Linked DNA regions of Homo sapiens: all the other regions are linked to region 1. Evidence: read pairs that join two places in POLR2A ChIA-PET (ENCODE). Cell type or tissue: Caco-2. All regions are shown on one strand.

The links. Peaks named below come from ENCODE experiments on the same cell type or tissue, not always from the same donor. Only the 100,000 strongest peaks of a DNase experiment are listed, where the experiment ranks them.
Region 2: POLR2A ChIA-PET joins it to region 1 with 5 read pairs; 1 of 35 experiments calls an interaction of 5 or more read pairs at or near these places.
Region 3: POLR2A ChIA-PET joins it to region 1 with 6 read pairs; 12 of 35 experiments call an interaction of 5 or more read pairs at or near these places.
Region 4: POLR2A ChIA-PET joins it to region 1 with 6 read pairs; 6 of 35 experiments call an interaction of 5 or more read pairs at or near these places.
Region 5: POLR2A ChIA-PET joins it to region 1 with 5 read pairs; 7 of 35 experiments call an interaction of 5 or more read pairs at or near these places.

What each region holds. Positions count from the first base shown.
Region 1 is chr19:12,944,176-12,948,175 of GRCh38, reverse strand. It overlaps CALR (calreticulin), which reads right to left. Exons shown (of 9, transcript NM_004343.4): 9 at 3,687-4,000. RAD23A (RAD23 nucleotide excision repair protein A) reads right to left here and starts at 2,314. Exons shown (of 9, transcript NM_005053.4): 1 at 2,156-2,314; 2 at 167-328. The coding sequence starts at 2,227. RefSeq lists enhancers at 1-897, 2,213-2,432, 1,844-2,536 and silencers at 1,527-1,821, 1,793-1,852, 1,873-2,062, 2,073-2,152. In Caco-2, no CTCF peak of the experiment used is centred here; DNase peaks (open chromatin) are centred at 1,915 and 2,435; H3K4me3 peaks cover 1,685 bases.
Region 2 is chr19:14,118,802-14,122,801 of GRCh38, reverse strand. ASF1B (anti-silencing function 1B histone chaperone) reads left to right here. Exons shown (of 4, transcript NM_018154.3): 3 at 1,094-1,270; 4 at 2,137-3,290. The coding sequence ends at 2,343. It overlaps LOC124904642 (a long non-coding RNA gene), which reads right to left. Exons shown (of 2, transcript XR_007067144.1): 1 at 3,611-4,000; 2 at 3,238-3,493. Among named protein-coding and RNA genes, the nearest start is that of PRKACA, 3.0 kb to the right of the region's middle. In Caco-2, no CTCF peak of the experiment used is centred here; a DNase peak (open chromatin) is centred at 3,996; H3K4me3 peaks cover 71 bases.
Region 3 is chr19:12,863,193-12,867,192 of GRCh38, reverse strand. MAST1 (microtubule associated serine/threonine kinase 1) reads right to left here. Exons shown (of 26, transcript NM_014975.3): 13 at 2,246-2,384; 14 at 2,015-2,147; 15 at 1,712-1,877; 16 at 1,375-1,476; 17 at 1,091-1,213; 18 at 431-540. Among named protein-coding and RNA genes, the nearest start is that of MIR6794, 13 kb to the right of the region's middle. RefSeq lists a cis regulatory region at 1-42 and enhancers at 840-1,627, 1,628-2,416. In Caco-2, no CTCF peak of the experiment used is centred here; no DNase peak of the experiment used is centred here.
Region 4 is chr19:13,040,791-13,044,790 of GRCh38, reverse strand. The region is part of intron 2 of NFIX (nuclear factor I X); the gene reads right to left. Among named protein-coding and RNA genes, the nearest start is that of NFIX-AS1, 28 kb to the right of the region's middle. In Caco-2, no CTCF peak of the experiment used is centred here; no DNase peak of the experiment used is centred here; H3K27me3 peaks cover 101 bases.
Region 5 is chr19:12,824,060-12,828,059 of GRCh38, reverse strand. RTBDN (retbindin) reads left to right here. Exons shown (of 6, transcript NM_001270441.2): 5 at 1,189-1,285; 6 at 2,127-2,578. The coding sequence ends at 2,354. It overlaps RTBDN-AS1 (RTBDN antisense RNA 1), which reads right to left and starts at 2,327. Exons shown (of 3, transcript NR_187779.1): 1 at 2,148-2,327; 2 at 1,168-1,275. RefSeq lists an enhancer at 1,784-2,560 and a cis regulatory region at 2,129-2,929. In Caco-2, a CTCF peak has its summit at 2,281; a DNase peak (open chromatin) is centred at 2,249.

The sequences.
Region 1 (4,000 bases):
TGCAACAGCAAGAAAAAGGGAGCTGGCATCAGCAACCCTATCAGACCCAACAACCCGCTCCGCTGTGGCCCCGCCCTGTTCACAGCTAATCTCTCCTGGGCACACAGGCTCTTTGCCAGCTCCCCAGCTCGTCCACCCACCCTCCCAGCCAGCACACGTCACCCACCTTGGTCACCATGACGACCACAAAGTTCTTCTCATCGATGCGATAGTCCCTGATAGGGACATCGTCACTCAAGATCTTGCCGGCATAGATGAGTTTCTGTCCAGCCACGGGGAAGGCATCACGACCCTTCTCAGCTTCTATCTTCTCCTTTAGCACCTTCACCTAGAGGGAGTGGTACAGACAGTCACTGGAGACCCCAAGATTCTCTTTTCCCTTCTAGTTTAGGACAGAGAAACTGCCAGCCCTGATGGCAGAAAGGCAAGCACGCTGGGTTTTTTAAGCTTTCTCAGCATCTAAAGCATGCTAGATTTGAATTCATTCAATCATCATGCCATTCAACACAGTATTTACTTATACTAAACACCCATTATGTGCCAGGTGCTGTTTTAGACACAGAGGCCACAGCACAGAACAAACTCAACACAAGTAAGTCCCTGCTCTCAATGAGAGAACACTAATGTGAAGAAAATGTAATTTCGGGTAGTATAAAGTATAATTAACAGAATAAAGGGGACAGTCCCCCACTCTACACTCTACCTTGGACAATAAGTGACTAATAGTTAATAGTGATATTTTTTAATTTTAAGAGGCAGGATCTCGCTGCCGCCCATGCTGGATTGATGTGGCACGATCATCGCTGACTGCAGCCTCAAACTCCTGGGCTCAACTGGTACTCTTGTCCAGCCTTGGGAGTAGCTAGGACTAAAGGTACACACCACCACTCCAGACTAATTAAAAATAATTTTTTTTTGTAGATAAGAGTCTCCCTATGTTAGACTGGCTGGTCTCAAACTCCTGGCCTCAAGCAATCCTCCTGCCTCTGCCTCCCAAATCATCAGGATTAGAGGCATGAGCCACCGTGCCTGGCCAATAGTGCTACTGTAAATGTATATGTGTCATACCTTTTAAGTTTCCTATGAAATACGTTTAATTGGTCTCATTTTATTTATTGATTTTTGTTTCTTTTTTTTGTAGAGAACGGGGTCTCACTGTGTTGCCAGGATGATCTCGAATTCCTAGGCTCAAGGGCTCCTCTTCCCTCTGCCTCCCTAAGTGCTGGGATTACAGGCGGAAGCCAGCAGGCGACCGGTTCATTTGATATTTGAGAAAACGGAGGCACAGACAGGTAGGCAGGTTAACTTGCCCAAAGCCAAACACTTGAGCGGATCAAAAAATGTGTGTTTCCTTTTCTACAAAAAGTGGACTTCAATGTCTCCCTCACTATGCAAAAAGCGCCAAGTACCCAATAGACATTCAGTATGTTTGAATTAGGTCCTAATTCTACTTTTGACTAAAAAGGCAGCATAATATTTATATCGTGGACGCTCACACGAGGCAGAACCGAATTTGAATCCCAGCTCTGCCATTACTTGTGTGTGACTGTGGCAAAGTTCCTCAATCCCTAGGTTTCCACATCTGTAAAATGATCAGAGGTCCCCAATGACAAGCCCGTTTTGCAGAGCGGTAAAACAACACTACAACACTCGGTGACTGATAAAAAGTAAACGGCCAACAAACACGGACCACCAAAATTATAAAGACTGAGACCCGTTTATTATCATTAACATCGTTGTTGTCGTCACTACTCAGTATCTCCTGGTCATTACTCCTAGATTCGACCACCAGTGTCCCAAGGAGACGCCTGCAAAGCTGGGAACGTGGAGCCCAGTCTTGGAGAGCTTGGCCTGCCCAGGAATCCGAGCTTGTGACTCCCGCGCCCCGCGAGAGCGCTGACATTGGAGCCGGGGCCTGGCCAGCGCCCCGGGGGTGGGGCCTCGCCCGGAGACCGGCGCAGGAGCGCCGCCCGATCGGCTGGGGGCTGGGCCAAAGACCATCGGGGGGTCCAGGAAAGTCGGGCAGGTCGGGGGTCTGGGCAGGGCCGACCCGCGCCGTCCTCCCTGCCCCTCCCGTTGGGATTCTAGCCTCCCCGCCCCCACCCCACCCCCGAAACCCGTCGCTCCCGCCCCCGGGCTCCGGCCCGGCCCGCACCGTCTCGTCAGGCTCCATGCGGATCTTGAAGGTCTGCTGCTGCAGCGTTTTGAGCGTGATGGTGACGGCCATGGCGGGGCCCGAGCGACGCGGCGGCCCCGGGATCCTCACACAACATGCAACTCACGCCGCCGCCATCTTAGCGCCCAGGCGCGCCGCGCCGCGCGCCGACCACTTCCGGGGCAGGCAATGCGCGCGCTGACCACCGGCGCACGTGACCTGCGCACTCCCTCCTTGGCCTTTGTGGGCATGCGCACGAGCGCGTTCTCGAGCGAGGCACGCGCAGACTAAACTCCGCGCTGTGGGCGGGGCTTCTTGCTCGGCCCGCACACGTGGTCTCCTGAGTGACGCCATGCCCGTTATCGGTGACGTCACGGGGCTGCAAAGTGACTCTGGTGTCCCCACTCTCACGCTCAAATGAATTTTTAACAAAGTTTTTATGTACCTGTACTGGTTACAGACATTTGTATTTCTTCTGTAAAAACCTCATTTTGCCTCTTCCAAATGAGAATTTTTTCTTTCAAACAGTCTCTGTCACCCAGGCTGGAGTGCAGTGGCGCGATCTCGGCTCACTGCAGCTTCCGCCTTCCGGGTTCATGCAATTCTCCTGCCTCAGCCTCCCGAGTAACTGGGATTACAGGCACCCCCCACCACGCCCGGATAATTTTTTGTATTGGGTTTCACCGTGTTGGCCAGGCTGGTCTCAAAACTCCTGACCTCAGGTGATCCACCCGCCTCGGCCTCCCAAAGTGCTGGGATTACAGGCGTGAACCACCGTACCCGGCCCCCAAATGAGTTTTATTCTGGTCTGGGTATCCTGGCAGGAACCCTTGTAGAGCAGTCAAAGTGAAAGTTACTCAAAACTAGAAATACCTGAAAGGCCACCAAGCACAGAAAAAAAACCTTAAGTTGGAAGCGGGGGCAAGGTGCCATTTTGTAGCCTCATTCATTCTTTAGGGATCTGGAGTTTTGGAATGAACCTACAATTTTCATTCTTGGGTCTCCGGGCAGGAGTACTTTGTTGTACTATACCTAATCTGACCCCAGAAGTATTTAAAGATGTTAACTTTCAAAGCCTCACTACATTAAATACAGAATTCTCCCTTGGATCTACCAGTCCTGGAGGCATCCCAGAGGGGTTGGGCTGAGCCACAGGACCCCAAAGGAATAGAAGCATGAAAAAGGCCAGTTTAAGGGGCAGGGTGAACCAGATTGAGCCACTGTACGCCAGCCTGGACAACAGAGCGAGAGTCTATCTTAAAAATAAATAAATAAGCAGAACCAAAACTTACCAGTTAGGTTCAAGGATTCAGTAAGTTAGTATGTGGAGTATTTACAGCAGCAACAGCCATTCCCCCGTTGGTTTTGAGGGTTATGGGGTAAATAAGGGTCCCTGGAATCTTGTGGAACACTCAGCAACCTCTCTAGCAATAGCTGAAAAAGGAGATATACTGGAAACCCCCCCCCCCCCCAAAAAGACCACTGCTGGGTTTCCTTAAGTCTGTCTTTCCCCAGAAGGAGACACAGGAGGGAGACACAAAATTTAATTTAATAGAAATTTTGTTTGTAGTTCTTACATTCTCAGTGTGAGCCAATCTGGGACCCACTGCCCCACCCAGAAGTGGCCCAGTCCTGGGGGCAGGGGAGAAAGGGAGGGGTGAAATGAGAAGAGCCCCGTTCTTCCTCAGTGCTGGGGGGTTGGAGACACCACCCCCTTCTGCTGCCCTCCTCTGGGCTCCAGGAAGGAGAGCAGATGAAATCTCAGGCCTGTGGCTTCTCCACACCACTGCCCCCCAGGTTGGAGGGGAGCTAAGAGATGAGAGAAGGGGACAGAGGCAAGAAAAG
Region 2 (4,000 bases), 1.2 Mb before region 1:
CTGCCTCACCTGTTCAGCTTCATGCCACTGTCCCCCGGCTCACCACACTCCTCCAGAGTACCACGCACCTCTCCCTGCCACAGTCAACGTTTTGTAGTCATTTGTGGGATTGATTCTGTGTTTCCATCAGTTGACAACTCCTGGCTGGGCACAGTGACTCACACCTGTAATCCCAGCCCTTTGGGAGGCTGAGGTGAGAGGATCGCTTGAGCCCAGGAGTTTGAGACCAGCCTGGGCAACATGGAGAAACCCTGTCTCTACAAAAAATAATTGGCTAGACATGTTGGCACACACCGTTGTCCCAGCTATTTGGGAGGCTGAAGCAGGAGGATTGCTTGAGCCCAGGAGTTCAAGGATGCAGTGAGCCATGATGGCGCCATTGCACTCCAGCCTGGGTAACAGAGGGAGGCCAGACCCTGTGTAAAAAAAAAAAAAGTCCAGGCGCAATGGCTCACACCTGTAATCCCAACACTTTGGGAGGCCGAGGTGGGCAGATCACCTGAAGTCAGGAGTTTAAGACCAGCCTGGCCAACATGGTGAAATCCCGTCTGTACTAAAAATACAAAAAAAAGGCTGGGCGCAGTGGCTCACACCTGTAATCCCAACACTTTAGGAGTCCAAGACGGGTGGATCACCTGAGGTCAGGAGTTCGAGACCAGCCTGGCCAACATGGCGAAACCCCATCTCTACTAAAAATACAAAAATTAGCCGGGCATGGTGGTGGGCACCTGTAATCCCAGCTACTCGGGAGGCTGAGGCAGGAGAATCGCTTGAACCCGTGAGGCGGAGGTTGCAGTGAGCCGAGATCGCACCATTGCACTTCAGCCTGGGCAACAGAGCAAAACTCCATTAAAAAAAAATACCAAAAAAAAAAAAAAGTTAGCCGGGTGTGGTGGTGTGTGCCTGTAGTCCCAGCTGCCTGGGATGCTGAGGCAGAATTGTTTGAACCCGAGAGGCAGAAGTAAAAAAAAGAAAACTGAGGGCAGAGAGCATACTTTTTGCTCAGTAAATACATGATGCTTGGGAATCTTTGTACTAATGACATCGAGGCATGGCTGTGGCACTGCTAAGGCCTAGGATGTGTCTCCCCTAGGCCGACGCCCCCAACCCATCCCTCATCCCAGAGACTGATGCCGTGGGTGTGACTGTGGTCCTCATCACCTGCACCTACCATGGACAGGAGTTCATCCGAGTGGGCTACTACGTCAACAACGAGTACCTCAACCCTGAGCTGCGTGAGAACCCGCCCATGAAGCCAGATTTCTCCCAGGTGGGGCCTGTTTCCACTTCCTGCTTCCCACAAGGCCGTTCTTTATACTTGGGGGGAGTTCAGCCATTCAAATTGAGAGTCAAGGTCACTTCTTAAGGTTTTCAAGTAATATTCAGTTCTTACAGTACTGTGTTAGAAGAGGAGAAAAAGACCTTTGTCTCTCAAAGGCATGTCTTAGAGAATTAAGATTAGGCCAGCCTGGGCAACATAGTGAGACCCTGTCCCTAACCCCCGCAAAAAAAAAAAAAAAAAAAAATGAGCCAGACATGGGTGGTGTGCTCTACTCTGGAGGCTGAGGTGGGAGGATCGCTTGAGCCCAGGAGTTTGAGGCTGCAGTGAGCTCAGATCGTGCCACTGCATTCCAGCCTGACCAACAGAGTGAGACTGTCCCTTAAAAAAAAAAAGTCCTGGGCCAGGCACAGTGGCTCACGCGTTGTAATCCCAGCACTTTGGGAGGCCGAGGCTGTAGGATCACCTGAGGTCAGGAGTTTGAGACCAGCCTGGCCAACATGGTGAAAGCCCGTCTCTACTAAAAATACGAAAATGAGCCAGGTATGGTGCCTTGCACCTGTAGTCCCAGCTACACAGGAGGCTGAGGCAAGAGAATCGCTTGAACCCGGAAGGCAGAGGTTGCAGTGAGACGAGATCACAGCATTGCACTCCAGCCTGGGCAACAAAAGCAAAACTCCGTCTCAAAAAATAAATAAATAAATAAATAAATAAGGTCCTGGCCACAGGTGTTTTCTGGAGTTCCATATGTAGGTTGCTCTTGCTGGGCTTGAGATGGGTGATTGGGGGTGTCCTGGCTCTATGGGACCAAGGAGAGGGCGTACCTACAAGGGTTGACGTTCCTCTTCCTGCCCCAGCTCCAGCGGAACATCTTGGCCTCGAACCCCCGGGTGACCCGCTTCCATATCAACTGGGACAACAACATGGACAGGCTGGAGGCCATAGAGACCCAGGACCCCTCCCTGGGCTGCGGCCTCCCACTCAACTGCACTCCTATCAAGGGCTTGGGGCTCCCTGGCTGCATCCCTGGCCTCCTCCCTGAGAACTCCATGGACTGCATCTAACTGCAGGAACCCAGAGTGTCCCAGCACGCCGGGAGGGGCAACCAGGCCTCCCAGCGAGTCCTGCAGGGCCCATCTAGAGGACTTTGGGGGCCATCAGCTGCAATCCAGGTCTGTCAAACTCAGCCCCTAGGAAAGAACAGGCCTTGGGTCTCCCCTAGTCCTGGCCAGAAGGATGATCTCGCTTTTCCTCTACAGGCCTATAAGAAGCAGGTACTTCAGTTCTAAATTCTGACTTGTGTTCTTTTCGTCTTCATAAATTCTAACTAAGGCCACTGTGCCACTGTGCACCCTTGAGTACCATTGATCCAAAGCTTTCCCACAGACCTCCCTGGCCCACCTAGAGGCTTTCTTGGTCAGTGCCTGTCAAGGCTCCAGTCCTGCTGAGCCAAAGGCTTTGTCATTCCTTTCTCTTCCTGTACATCTGAGCAGACCCACTCCAGCTTTCTGGTGTCACAGGCGGGAATGTTAGTTAGTAGGTAGACTTAGATCCCATTTCTGTCCTGCTCCCAGGAAGATTCTTAGGTCCTCTTCAATCCAGCAGCCCCTCCCAGAGGTGTGATCAGCAGGATGCTGAGGAACCATGTTGCCTTTCCTGTCAATCACAGCCACCTTCCTGTTATCTCCTAAATGGATCTGGCTTTTCCTGGAGGCTGCCATGGTTGGAAGATGGTATCAGAGGGCCTGCCTGGGCAGTCTGTCTCCGGGCCAGGGTCAGGGACCCTCTGCCTCTGGCAGCCTTAACCTGTCCTCTGCTAGGACCAGGGTGATTTCAAGCCAGGGAAGCAACTGGGACCCTGAAAACTGTCCCTCCCCAGCCCGCTCCCCCTCTCTGTGCCCTGGTCCCCTTGCTGCCATGTGGATGCTGTTGTGATTGCTGTTTGTATATTATCAAAATGTTTTTATATTAAAAATGTTTGGTCTGAAAATTAAAAGCACTTCATTTAGAATGATTGTTTGTGCTTTTGTCTCTGGTGGACTGAAGCAACTTTGTCCACTCTCCCCCAGAAGTGGCCTCTTGCCCTGTCCAGTGGGTTGGCTGTCCCACGTCTTCTTTCCAGCTTCCTACTCCAGTCTTAATTGGTTCTACAGTTGTATTCCAGACTGAGGTTCCAGGAGGGGTTTTTCTTTGTCAAAACTTAAACCAGCTGTCCTGCAGATAGATTATAATGAGTGATTTTTCAGACTTTGCCCTTGACCCACAGGAAATTAACATCGTGATCCCAACACACAAACAGCAATGCTTTTATTAAATTTTACTAAACCTTACCATGTATCTATCCATCCAGAGGCGGAGTGGTCAGCCATTTCCCCATAGTTCACAGAAAGGCTCTGACTCTCCCTCCCTGGAACTGTGGTTGATCTGGGAACATGGGGGCAGACAGCAGCTGGAGAAGGTGGAGGCTATTCAAGTCGAAGCAGCAGATCGGCTTGTAGTTAAGCCCAGCTAGCCCTTCCGAGTCGGGGTGACCTGGCTTCTCCCCTCCCCTGACCCTCTCTTAAGTGCTTCTCAATCAGGAGCAGTTCGGCCCCGCAAGAGCACATTCACCAATGTCAGGAGACAGCGGTTGCCACAGCCAGCAGGAAGATAGAGGAGGGGCTACTGGCATCCAGTGGGTAGAGGCGGGGGATGTTGCTCAACACCCAGTGGTGCACAAGA
Region 3 (4,000 bases), 81 kb after region 1:
TAGCCCAGGCTAGGCCCTGCACGCCTCTACAAGTTGCTTCTCAAAGCAAGGCCTATGGCTTCTCTGCCCGTTATTAGAAAAAATAAAAATAAATAAATAAAAGCAAGACTTCGCTGGGCTTTACTCCGCCTTCGCTGCTGGCCTCATTCCCACGTCCTGACCCCGCCCCACCCACACCTAGCCCCGCCCCACCATGGCCTCAATCTGCACAACTGTCCTGATTCCTGTTAGATTCCACTCAGTGCCAAAGGCCCGTCCCATAGACTCCCGAACCTGCCTCTTGCGTGGCCTTACCACCTTCCAGACTCCCGCCCCATCAATAACTTCCCGCTCCTGAGACCTTGGGCACCAGGGAACCTGTTTCTCACTGTCTCTCCAAGCCCCATCCCTCCTGGGGTCTCGCCCTGTCCCACACCCAGACTTGGCCCACCTTGCTGAAGCGCGGAGAGCAGGAAGAGAACTGGCGGATTTCCACGGGCTCCTCCTCCGTCGTGTCATCCTCGTCATAGGAGTTCACGTGGTGATACCTGTCTGAGCGGGCTGGGGAGCGGGTATGGGCTGTGACTGAGGGTACGGGGTTCCTCCTCATATCACATCCCCACAGGAGCCCAGTCCTGGTTCAAGACGGGTTTACAAGTCTTCAGGTCAGGCCACGCCCCTGCCTCATTAGTGTATTTAATTTAGGCTCCGCTCCCAGGCAAGGTCCTTGCCCCATTCTCAGTGGCACCGTCTAGCCCCGCCTCCAAAGAGGCCACGCTCCACCTACAGTGCTCTGCACCCTGGCATCACCCCAGGCCATTCTGAGCGCTAGTACCTCTCTCTAGTTCAGTTCCAGGCCCACACTCACAACTCACCCAGGCCAGGCCCCACACCTAGCCCAATCTCAGGTTCTTACCTACATTTCAGCCTGAGCCCCGCCTGTATGTCAGCCCCGCCCCACTTGGCCCCGCCCCCACCAAAATACCACCTTCGCACCTAGGCATCACATCTTGGTACTTAGCCAGGCCCTATCCCAGGCTTTACTTACCCCAGGGTCCCTCTTCCCGGATCCCACCCCTCGACCCAGGTCGTGCCTGGTGTCCCAGCTCACTGTCAAAGTAGCTAGTGTCATCTTCCGACTCTAGGTGGGGGATGAACTCGGCCTTCTGCCTCAGCAGCCCTGTCCAGTCCAGGTCTCGAAAGAAACTGTGCTGCTTCACCTCAAAAGCGCCGCCTGGGACGGAAGGGATTCCAGCCACAGCTGATGGCCAACCCAGCAGCCCAGCCCCGCCCCCCATGTCTTCCGCCCCGGGGCCACAGCACAGGCTGGGCCTGGGGTTTTGGAGGCCTGCTCTCTATCAGTGGGCCCTCAGCTCCTCTGCATGGCGGACTTACCTGCCCCAAGCCTGACCAGAGGGTTGGTCTGCAGGAGGCTGGATATGAGGAGTTGGGCCTCCGTAGGTAGGGCCTCATCCCCCTCGGGCCACAGGATGTCATCTGCAAAACAAAACGGAACTTAGGGGCGGTTTTTGTTGTTGTTGTTGTTTGGACACAGGATCTCACTGTGTCACCCAGCTGGAGTGCAGTGGCACGATCATGGCTCACTGCAGCCTTGACCTCCTGAGTGCAAGCGATCCTCTGGGGGGTCGCTTTTGAAATCCCTGGAACCCTGAGCCTGTCCATCTCTCCGTGCACACCACACTCTGCCCCTGTACACTGCCAAGCCACGTACCACTGATGACCTGTCCAAATAGCTCCTCTGGTGTGTCTCCGAAGAAGGGCACACAGCCCACCAGGAACTCGTAGAGGATGATCCCCATAGCCCACCAGTCCACTGGCTTGCCGTAGCCTTGACGCAGGATGACCTCGGGCGCGATGTACTCTGGGGTCCCACACACCTGGGGGCAGGCTGTCAGCCCACGCCCCAGCCAGAGGAGGGCCCTCAAGGGAGAGCTGTGCCCCCCACCAGGCCCTGGGTTCCCGAGGTCCTGCAGGGTCACTCCACCCTCAGCGACCCCCATGCCCGCACACACACCTGTTTGTCCAGGAACTCTCGGGCGTCCTTCTCGATGTGGCCTTCATATAAGTTGGTGGTGAGGCTCATGAGCCCCATCTTGGAGAGGCCGAAATCTGTGAGCTTGATGTGACCCATGGAGGTGATAAGGAGGCTGTAGGCACAGGTGGGGATCTCAGGGATGAGGCCCGTCCATTCTGCCTCCTGGCCTCCCGAGGGACAGAGGGAGTGATGGGAAAGATCAAAGCTCACTTGTCAGGCTTGAGGTCGCGGTGCACGATGCCATAGTTGTGCAAATACTCCAGGGCTAGCACCGTCTCAGCAAAGTACATGCGGGCCATCTCTACGGGCAGCGCTCCAATATTCTTCAGCAGGGTGGCACAGTCGCCGCCTGCAGGCCAGGAAATGGGCCCGCATAAAAAGGGAGGCATTCCTCTCTCTGGACATGCACCATAGCACCAACTTCTCATGTTATGTTGTACCCGTTTTATAGATAAGGGAAACTGAGGCTCTGAGAGGGGCCTCCCTCCCTCCAGGTCCTCTACTGGGTTCTTCTTGTCCTCTTAGCCATCCTCCAAAGTTGGTGTCATCAGCTCATCTTATACACAAAGGGATGGAGACTCAAAGAAAGGATGGGTCATGCAGGCAGTTGTTGGTAGAGGTGAGGTTTAGTTGGGGAACAAAGGCTACCCACTTATCAACTGCATCTGGAAGCACAGCCCTCTATCTCCTGGTGTCTGAACCTTGGAGCTGGAAGCCTTAGATGCAGATTCTTGGTCTTCACTAGATTTTTTTTTTTTTTTTTTGAGACAGGGTCTTACTCCATTGCCCAGTCTAGAGTGCGGTGGCAAGATCACAGCTCACTGCATCCTCAACCTCCCAGCTCAAGCAATCCTCCTGCTTCAGCCTCCTGAGTAGCTGGGACTACAGATGTGAGCCACCATGCCCAGCTGATTTTTAAAAAATTGTTCAAGGCTGGGCATGGTAGCTCACGCCTGAAATCCCAGCACTTTGGGAAGCCAAGGCGGGTGGATCACTTGAGGTCAGGAGTTCGAGACCAGCCTGGTCAACATGGTGAAACCCCATCTCTGAAAAAAGAATACTAAAGTTAGCCTGGCTTGTTGGCAGACGGCTGTAATCCCAGCTACTCGGGAGGCTAAGGCAGAAGAATGGCTTGAACCTGGGAGGCAGAGGTTGCAGAGATCCAAGATCGCACCACTGCAGTCCAGCCTGGGTGACAGAGCAAGACTCCGTCTCAAAAAAAAAAAAAAAAAAGTTTTTTGTAGAAACGAGTTTCATTGTGTTGCCCAAGCTGGTCTCCAACTCTTGGGTTCAAAGGATCCTCCTGCCTCAGCTTCCCAAAGTGTTGGCCACTGCCTCTGCCCCTCTGCCAGATTTACTGTAATTGGCATTGGTATTTCAGTTTCTCAATATCTATTTCCTTTTTATCCTACAAAGGCTAGATTTCCTTCCATGTGCAGCAACCGGGGCAGTATGTAACCCAAGTTGCTCCAGTGAGTTAGCCCTTGGAATTTTCACTCTTTTCCTGTAAGAATTGCTAAGCTCATAGAATGTAAGCTGAGATCTGCTAGATGGCAACCTTGCTACATGAGGGCTTGTCTAGAAGGAAGCCCACATGTGGGAGTACAGAGCCAAGAGATGGAGAGTTTCCTGATGGAATGGTTTGAGCACCTACATCCAGCCATTCCTGAAGGTAATATTGGTTTTTCAATCACCAATGACCAAGAAAGCTAATGATTTCTTTCTTTTTTCTGTTCTCTTTTCTGCGAGATTTTGCTGGTTTCAGAAACTCTCTGAGGGTGGGGCCCAGGAATCTGCATTTGAGCACATCTATTGTGCACACAGACCCACCATAGAGATACTGATTTGGCCCCCTTCTCTCCTCCTCCTCTGCAATGAACCTGGACTAGAGCAGTCATCTACCTCCTAGTCTCCTGATTCTGCTCTCTCCACAAGAGCCAAATGGATTATCTTTTCTTAATTTTT
Region 4 (4,000 bases), 97 kb before region 1:
AGCGCCCTGTAATTACGACAATTGTAATCTCTTTTACTAACAGGTAGATTAATAGCGAGGCAGGTTCACAAAGAACCCCAGAAAGGAACTGCTCAGCTGCTGAGCGAACGGGAAAGGCCTGACACTTCTCACAAGCATGCACGCCCTCTGACTCAGAAGCTACAAGCCACAGGGGCCAGGTTGGAGTTGGGCCCAGGGGTTACATACCTGCTGTGCCCCCTACTCACTGCACTCCTACTACAGCTCATAGGAGTAACAAGAACTTGAACCTCATGACTGAGAAGTTTCCTCTTACGTTGTTGGGGTGTGAATTAAGCTGACATTTATACACACACACCCCAACCCATACTTGTACACAGACACCCACCTCCTGACACTCAGACACCCACACAGACACCCGCAGGTTAGCACATCCTGAACACCCTGCAGAGGAAAGAACAGAGCAAACCTCATGAACATATGCATCCCACCCACGACTGCGTGGCCACAAGCCCTCTAGACACTGGATGGCCCACACTGCCATGCCACAGCCCCAGCTGAAGGAAGAAAGGGGAGAAACGATGCTGTCGCCTCCCTCTGTCCTACACAACTACCCACATCCACTGCTGCAATTCAAAAGCCTCTTGTGGGGCCTCAGGAGTCTTGAGGCAGCTCCCACTACCCAGGGCCTGAGGACAGTCAGGTTCTGGGTAAGGTGGAGTATCACAGAGAAAGGGTGGGGGACAAGGGTCAACAGAGGCTGAAGACACTTACGCTTCCATGGGCCGAATAGGATGTAGAAAATGATATAAGGCCCGATTTTCTCTTTTTTCTTTTTTTTTAAATTTTATTTTATAGAGATGGGGGTCTTGCTACGTGGCCCAGGCTCGAACTCCTGGGCTCAAATGATCCTCCCACATCGGCCTCCCAAAGTGCTAGAATTACAGGTATGAGCCACCACACCTGGCCCTACGGCCCAGTTTTCGAGATGAATAAGCATGCATATTCAGGCACACAGATAAGAGTGCCATGGCAGTGGGGACCAAGTCTGATGAGAGCATGCTCACTTACACACAGGGACTTGGGGCAGGGCACAAGGGGGCTGTGTGTCCCTGCCTGCATGGCCCTGGGGGACACTGTCTGGGATGCAAGGGTGAGAGAGGGGGTGTCTATGAGTGATGTCAAAGTCCACAGTCCACAGCAACAGCTCACCCTCCCCTGGTCCCCCTTCAAGTCCTGGGAGGACATGTGCGACCTTGGCAGCCCCAGGGGCCTTGTGGCAGACTGCGCAGCTGGCCTCAGGTGTCAGCAGCAGCTGCTTCCTCAGGAGCTCTCTGGCACGTGCTGGCGGCCAGCATGGGCTTGCACCTCAGAAGTGGACCTGGGGGCTGCTGCCATTAAGATACCATGGCCAGCACCTGCTCACCACCAGACAGTCTCAAGAGCCACTTCTGCAGTCCCAAGGCCAGAAGCTGAGAGGAAACTGCCATGCCACGGTGACCCCCAAGGGTCCCTCCCCTTCTAGCAGTGCTAACAGGAAGTGGCTGCAGAGGCCTGGAAGGGGGCACCTCAGATTCATAAAAACATGGATTGGAGGGTGTGAGAATGTGGGCTGATGTCCATGATTAGCTTTTACACTGGGTAACACCATGTGTCCATCAAGGAATGTGTGAGCTGATGCAGAGAATAAATACAGGAACGGGACATACACCTATGACAGGGATGGGAGACTTGACTTGTAAAAGTGCATCCTGACATGACATGTATGTGCAATGTACACGATATGTACAATGATGGCAACATCTTTCTGAGGCTCTGGGGAATAGGATCAGGGTACAGGGACAGAGTGAGATGGATCCTTGCGTGCTGCCTGAGGGTGTCAAGTTTCCAGATGGCAATTTAACAGGATGGACGAAGAGCCTTCAAGAGAGTCCATACCTTTTGCCTAGTAATTCAACTGCTAGGAAGCATTAGCTGAAGGTAACAAATACAGCTACAAAGCTTGGTGTAATAGGATGTCCATCCCAGCAGAATTTACAATGGGGATGAACGCAACACAACTCAAAGGCCTCAGTGGGGGTGGGGGTGGGGTTTACATCAGCTCTGGCATGATGAAATCTCATGAAGCTGTTTAAAAGCATGTTTTTCTTTTTCAGGCCAGGCATGGTGGCTCACTCCTGTAATATCAGCACTTGGAAGGCTGAGGCGGAAAGATCACTTGCAGCCAGGAGTTCAAGACCAGGCTGGCCAACATGGCGAAATCCCGTCTCTACTAAAAACACACAAAAAAATAGCCAGGTGTGGTGGCGCACACCTGTAAACCCAGCTTCTCCTGAAGCTGAGGCATGAGAATTGCTTGAACCCTGGAGGTAGAGGTTGCAGTGAGCTGAGATAGTGCCACTGCACTCCAGCTTGGGTGACAGCGACTCTGTCTCCAAAAAAAAAAAAAAAAAAAAGCATGTAAAAGCATGTTTTTATTTTTCAGTAAGCACCTATTACACTTATAATAAGAGGTAATTTCTCATTTTCAAAAGGGAATAGGGGACAGAAGTCATTAGAAAAGTTGACAATTTAGGGGTAATGCAGCTAACAAGAAAAGATGCTAAGGCCAGGCGCAGTGGCTCATGCCTGTAATCCCAGCACTTTGGGAGGCCAAGGCAGGCGGATCACGAGGTCAGGAGATCAAGACCATCCTGGCTAACATGGTGAAACCCTGTCTCTACTAAAAATACAAAAAAAAAAAAAAATTAGCCAGGTGTGGTGGCAGGCGCCTGTAGTCCCAGCTACTCGGGAGGCTGAGGCAGCAGAATGGCGTGAATCTGGGAGGCGGAACTTGCAGCGACCTGAGATTGCGCCACTGCACTCCAGCCTGGGCGACAGAGCGAGACTCCATCTCAAAAACTAACAAACAAACAAACAAACAAGAAAAAGAAAAGATGCTAAACCACTAAAAATTAGATTTTGAAAAATAGCGACATAGTAGAATACACAATGGTACTGATTTTTTTTTTTTTTTTTGAGACGGAGTCTGGCTCTGTTGCCCAGGCTGGAGTGCAGTGGCACGATCTCGGCTGACTGCAACCTCTGCCTCCCGGGTTCAAGTGATTCTCCTGCCTCAGCCTCCTGAGCAGCTGAGATTACAGGCATGTGCCTCCATGCCTGGCTAATTTTGTATTTTTAGTAGAGACGGGGTTTCACCGTGTTGGTCAGGCTGGTCTTGAACTCCTGATCTCGTGATCTGCCTGCCTCGGCCTCCCAAAGTGCTGGGATTATAGGCATGAGCCACTGCGCCCTGCAGTATTAAATTTTAAAAGCAGCATCCCTAAGTGTCTATACTATAAATTCCAGTAAAAAATAAAATATGTGCATGAATAAGTAAGGGAAAATGCAACAAAAGTTAATAGCAGTTATTTCAGTGGCATAATTGTATAATTTTAATTTCCACCCCCTGACTTCATGCTAATTTTGTATTTTTATTATGAATGTACAGTAGTCTTATAATAAGAAAAATAACCTTTTTAAAACAGTGGACAGATGAGGGACTGTACGTACCAGGCACACTCCCCAAATCATAGAACAACATAATCAGCTGATCGTGAAACTAAGCCCCTGTGTGTCCAGAGTTTGTGAGAGGCAGGCTTGGCCTCCTGAACTTTCATGCTCAAGTGGACTCCAGCCCAAAGAGTGGTAGCAAGGAGGGAAATGTCCTCATGTTACTGTCATGCTGTGGCATGTGACACTACCAAGACCGGGTGCCTGGTGGGCCTCTAGCTACCTTTCCACTGAACAAGGAGGACTTCAGAGGGGAAAACCGGTCTCAGAGAAAGTCAAGAACTGGCACATGGGGCCAGAGGAAAGAGGTTTAGGACCAGGTGAGAGAGGAGGAAGGAGCTATCTAGAGAGTCTTAAGGTAGAAAGTGGAGTGCTCGGAATTCACTCAAAAACTACTGGAAACAGTTCTAAGATCCGAGGCAAGCAAAGGTACAGCAGCGGCAGCAGAATCAACTTTAAGATCTGCTTC
Region 5 (4,000 bases), 120 kb after region 1:
GTGCAGTGACACGATCTCAGCTCACTGCAACCTCAGCCTCCTGGGTTCAAGTGATTCTCCCGCCTCAGCATCCCTAGTAGCTGAGATTACATGCTTCCGCCACCACGCCCGGCTAAATTTTGTATTTTTAGTAGAGACGGTGTTTCACCGTGTTGGCCAAGCTGGTCTCAAACTCCTGACCTAGGTGGTCCGCCTGCCTTGGCCTCTCGAAGTGCTGGGATTACAGGGGTGAGCCACCATGCCCAGCCAGGCCCTGAGATTTCTTAAGGAGTGAGTCCTCTTGATTGAAAAGATAAGGTAAAAGGGTGGGTGCCTGTAATCTCAGTCGTTTGAGAGGTCAAGGCAGGAGGATTGGTTGAGGCCAGGAGTTCAAGATCAGCCTGGGGAACATGGCAAGACCCAGTCTCAACAAAAAATTTAAAAATTAATTAGACATGGGCCGGACGTAGTGGCTCATGCTTGTAATCCCAGCACTTTGGGAGGCCAAGGTGGGCAGATCCCCTGAGGTCAGGAGTTTGAGACAAGCTTGGCCAACGTGGTGAAACACCGTCTCTACTAAAAACACAAAAATGAGCCAGGCGTGGTGGTGGGCGCCTGTAATCCCAGCTACTCGGGAGGCTGAGGCAGGAGAATTGTTTGAACCTGGGAGGCAGAGGTTGCAGGAAGCAGAGATTGGGCCACTGCACTCCAGCCTGGGTAACAGAGCAGGACTCCATCTCAAAAAAAAAAAAAAAAAAAATTAATCGGACATGATGGTGCGCACCTATAGTCCCAGGTACTTGAGACACTGAGGTGGAAGGATTGCTCCAGCTTGGGAGGTCAAAGCTGCCATAAGCCATGCTTACGCCACTGCACTCCAGCTTGAGTCACAGAGCAAGACCCTGACTCAAAAATAAATAAAAGGAAAACGAAAGAGTGGGAAAATATGAGGGACTGGCCTGTAACTAATGGTCTGAGGTCTGTAGGGACAAGGCCAGTTGTGACGTGGCCCAGAGTATGGAAAGATCTGATAGAATATGGGGCAGGGTGAAATCTGGAGAGATGGGGTTAGTTAGCAGGGGAGTGGTTCTAAAAGGCGGGGCCTGGATCCGAGGTGGGGGCATATAGTGAACACAGTCTAGAAGAGCCAGAATCGCGCTGGAATGTAACTACAAAGGCTTTACCCACCTCTCCACTCGCCATCTCCAGGTTCGCCAACTGCGAAGATGATATCACCTGCGGCCCGACTTGGCTCCCACTCTCAGAAAAAAGGGGCTGTGAGCCCAGCTGCCTTACCTATGGACAGGTGAGCGTGGGGCAGAAGGTGAAGGGAAGAGACTGAGATCCTCCCCACCAAGTTATTTATTTATTTATTTATTTATTTCTGAGACGGAGTTTCATTCTTGTCACCCAGGCTGGAGTGCAGTGGCGCGATCTCAGCTCGATGCAACCTCCGCCTCCGGGGTTCAAGTGATTCTCCTGCCGCAACCTCCCGAATAGCTGGGATTTCAGGCGCATGCCACCATGCCCAGCTAATTTTTGTATTTTTAGTAGAGTCAGCGTTTCACCATGTTGGCCAGGCTGGTTTCGAACTCCTGACCTCAGGTGATCCGCCCACCTCGGCCTCCCAAAGTGTTGGGATTACAGGTGTGAGCCACCGCCCCCGGCCCCCACCAAGTTCTTTCTTACCGTGTCTAGACCCCAGAGACCGGATTGGTACTCCCCAGGTCCCTGCTCCCACCCTTCCCTAGCCCAACCTCCTACTGGGTTGTGCCCTTTGACCCCAAAAGCTCTCGAAGTCCAGATTTGCCCTTCCCAAGAAACCATTCCTGCTCTGGGTCCATCCACATTTTACCCTGGAGGACCCAGAAGCCCAGTCACTCTCTACAAAACCCCAGCCTTGATACAGACCTCTCTGCGCGCCCCCCAACTGCCCCAACCCTGATTCATCCCGCTAGGGCCCAGTAAGAACATTCACCCTCCCCAAGGACCTGCCCCCACTCACGTTCCGCACATAGACTCCCAGGCCGCACGCTCCGGCTCTGACCCCAATCCCTAAGGAATTTACACATTTTTCCCTTCCCGAGGCCACGCCCCCCACGTCTCTGGACTCCGCCCACTAGGGCCTTAACTCCACTTTTTCCTAGACCTTCGCAGACGGGACGGACCTTTGTCGCTCGGCTCTGGGCCACGCCCTACCGGTGGCTGCTCCTGGAGCCCGTCACTGCTTCAACATCTCCATCTCCGCGGTACCTCGTCCCAGACCAGGACGACGGGGCCGGGAAGCTCCCTCCCGGCGTTCCCGCAGCCCTCGCACCTCCATCCTGGACGCTGCGGGCAGCGGGAGTGGCAGTGGAAGCGGCAGCGGCCCCTAGCGGACGCGTGGCCCTGAGTTGGGGGAGCGACCCTTCCCCCAGCCCCGCCCCTCAGGACACCCAGAACCCCACCCCTCGTCCTCTCGGCCTTCTGTAATAGTTTTGAGATGTCTGTCCCTCCTCCCTGGAGCTCCAGAGACCCACCCCTCTCCAGGTTATCCCAGAAATGACCCAACTCTCTCACTTTTCCCTCTCCCCTTTGAATAAAGTCGCCAGCTAGAGCACGTGACGAGTGTGGCTGCTTCTTGGGGAAATAAGTCGGAAGGAGAATTGCCAGAAAGTAACGGATGTCTCACGTCTAATCCTCAGACCCTAGAAGTAGTGACTGACTCATACTAGAGTGTAAATGATAGATAGCCTGTGCCCTAGAGCAGTCAACATAACTGGGAATACCCAGTTGTTGGAAATGGAGAGGGGGTCAGAACAGGGGCTGACAAGGGCAGGAGGGGTTCCTTCCCACTGTGTGCCACCAGGGCTGCCAAGAAGCTGCCTAACTTGTATAGGCCTCAAGACACACTTCAAGGCCAGGTGCAGAGGCTCATGCCTGTAATCCCAGCAATTTGAGAGGCTGAGGTGGTTGGATTGCTTGAGCCCAGGAGTTCAAGACCAGGCTTCGCAATACGGTGAGAACCTGTCTCCACAAAAAAAAAAAGAGAGAGAGAGAAAGGAAGAAAAAAGAAAAAGAAAAAGAATATTTTTAATTGGCCCAGTGTAGTGACCCGTGCCTGTATTCCTACCTGCTCAGCAGGCTGAGGCAGGAGGATCGCTTGAGCTCAGTTCAGGGCTGCAGTGAGCCACGATCACACCACTGTACTCTAGTCTGGGTGACACAGTGAGAGCCTCTCTCTCAAAAAAAATAATAATAATAAGACATGCAGACACAGAATACCAAGCTGGCCCTGGTAGTATGTGCTGTACTCCCAACTACTTGAGAGGCTGAGGTAAGAAGATCACTCGATCCCAGAACATTGAGGCTACAGTAAGCTATAATCCTGCCACTACACTCCAGCCTGGGCAAAAGCCAGATCCCAGCTTTTTATTTATTTATTTATTTTGAGACTGAGTTTCGTTCTTGTTGCCCAGGTTGGAGTGCAATAGCAGGATCTCAGCTCACTGCAACCTCCTCCTCCCGGGTTCCAGTGATTCTCCTGCCTCAGCCTCCCTAGTAGCTGGGATTACAGGCACCTGCCACCAAGCCCAGCTAATTTTTTGTATTTTTAGTAGAGATAGGGTTTCACCATGTTGGCCAGGCTGGTCTCAAACTCTTCACTTCAGGGGATCCACCCACCTTGGCCTCCCAAAGTACTAAGATTACATGTGTGAGCCACCACGCCTGGCGTTTTTTTTGTTTGTTTGTTTGTTTTTTTGAGACAGAGTCTAGCTTTGTCTCCCAGGCTGAATTGTAGTGGTGCAATCTTGGCTTACTGCAACCTCAGCCTCCTGGGTTCAAGTGCTTCTCGTGCCTCAGCCTCCAGAGTAGCTGGGATTGCAGGCACACACCACCACATCTGGATAATTTTTGTATTTTTAGTAGAGATGGGGTTTCACCATGTTGGCGAAACCTCAGGTGATCCACCTGCCTCGGCCTCCCAAAGTGCTGGGATTACAGACACAAGTCACCATTCCTGCCCAAGACCCCATATTAT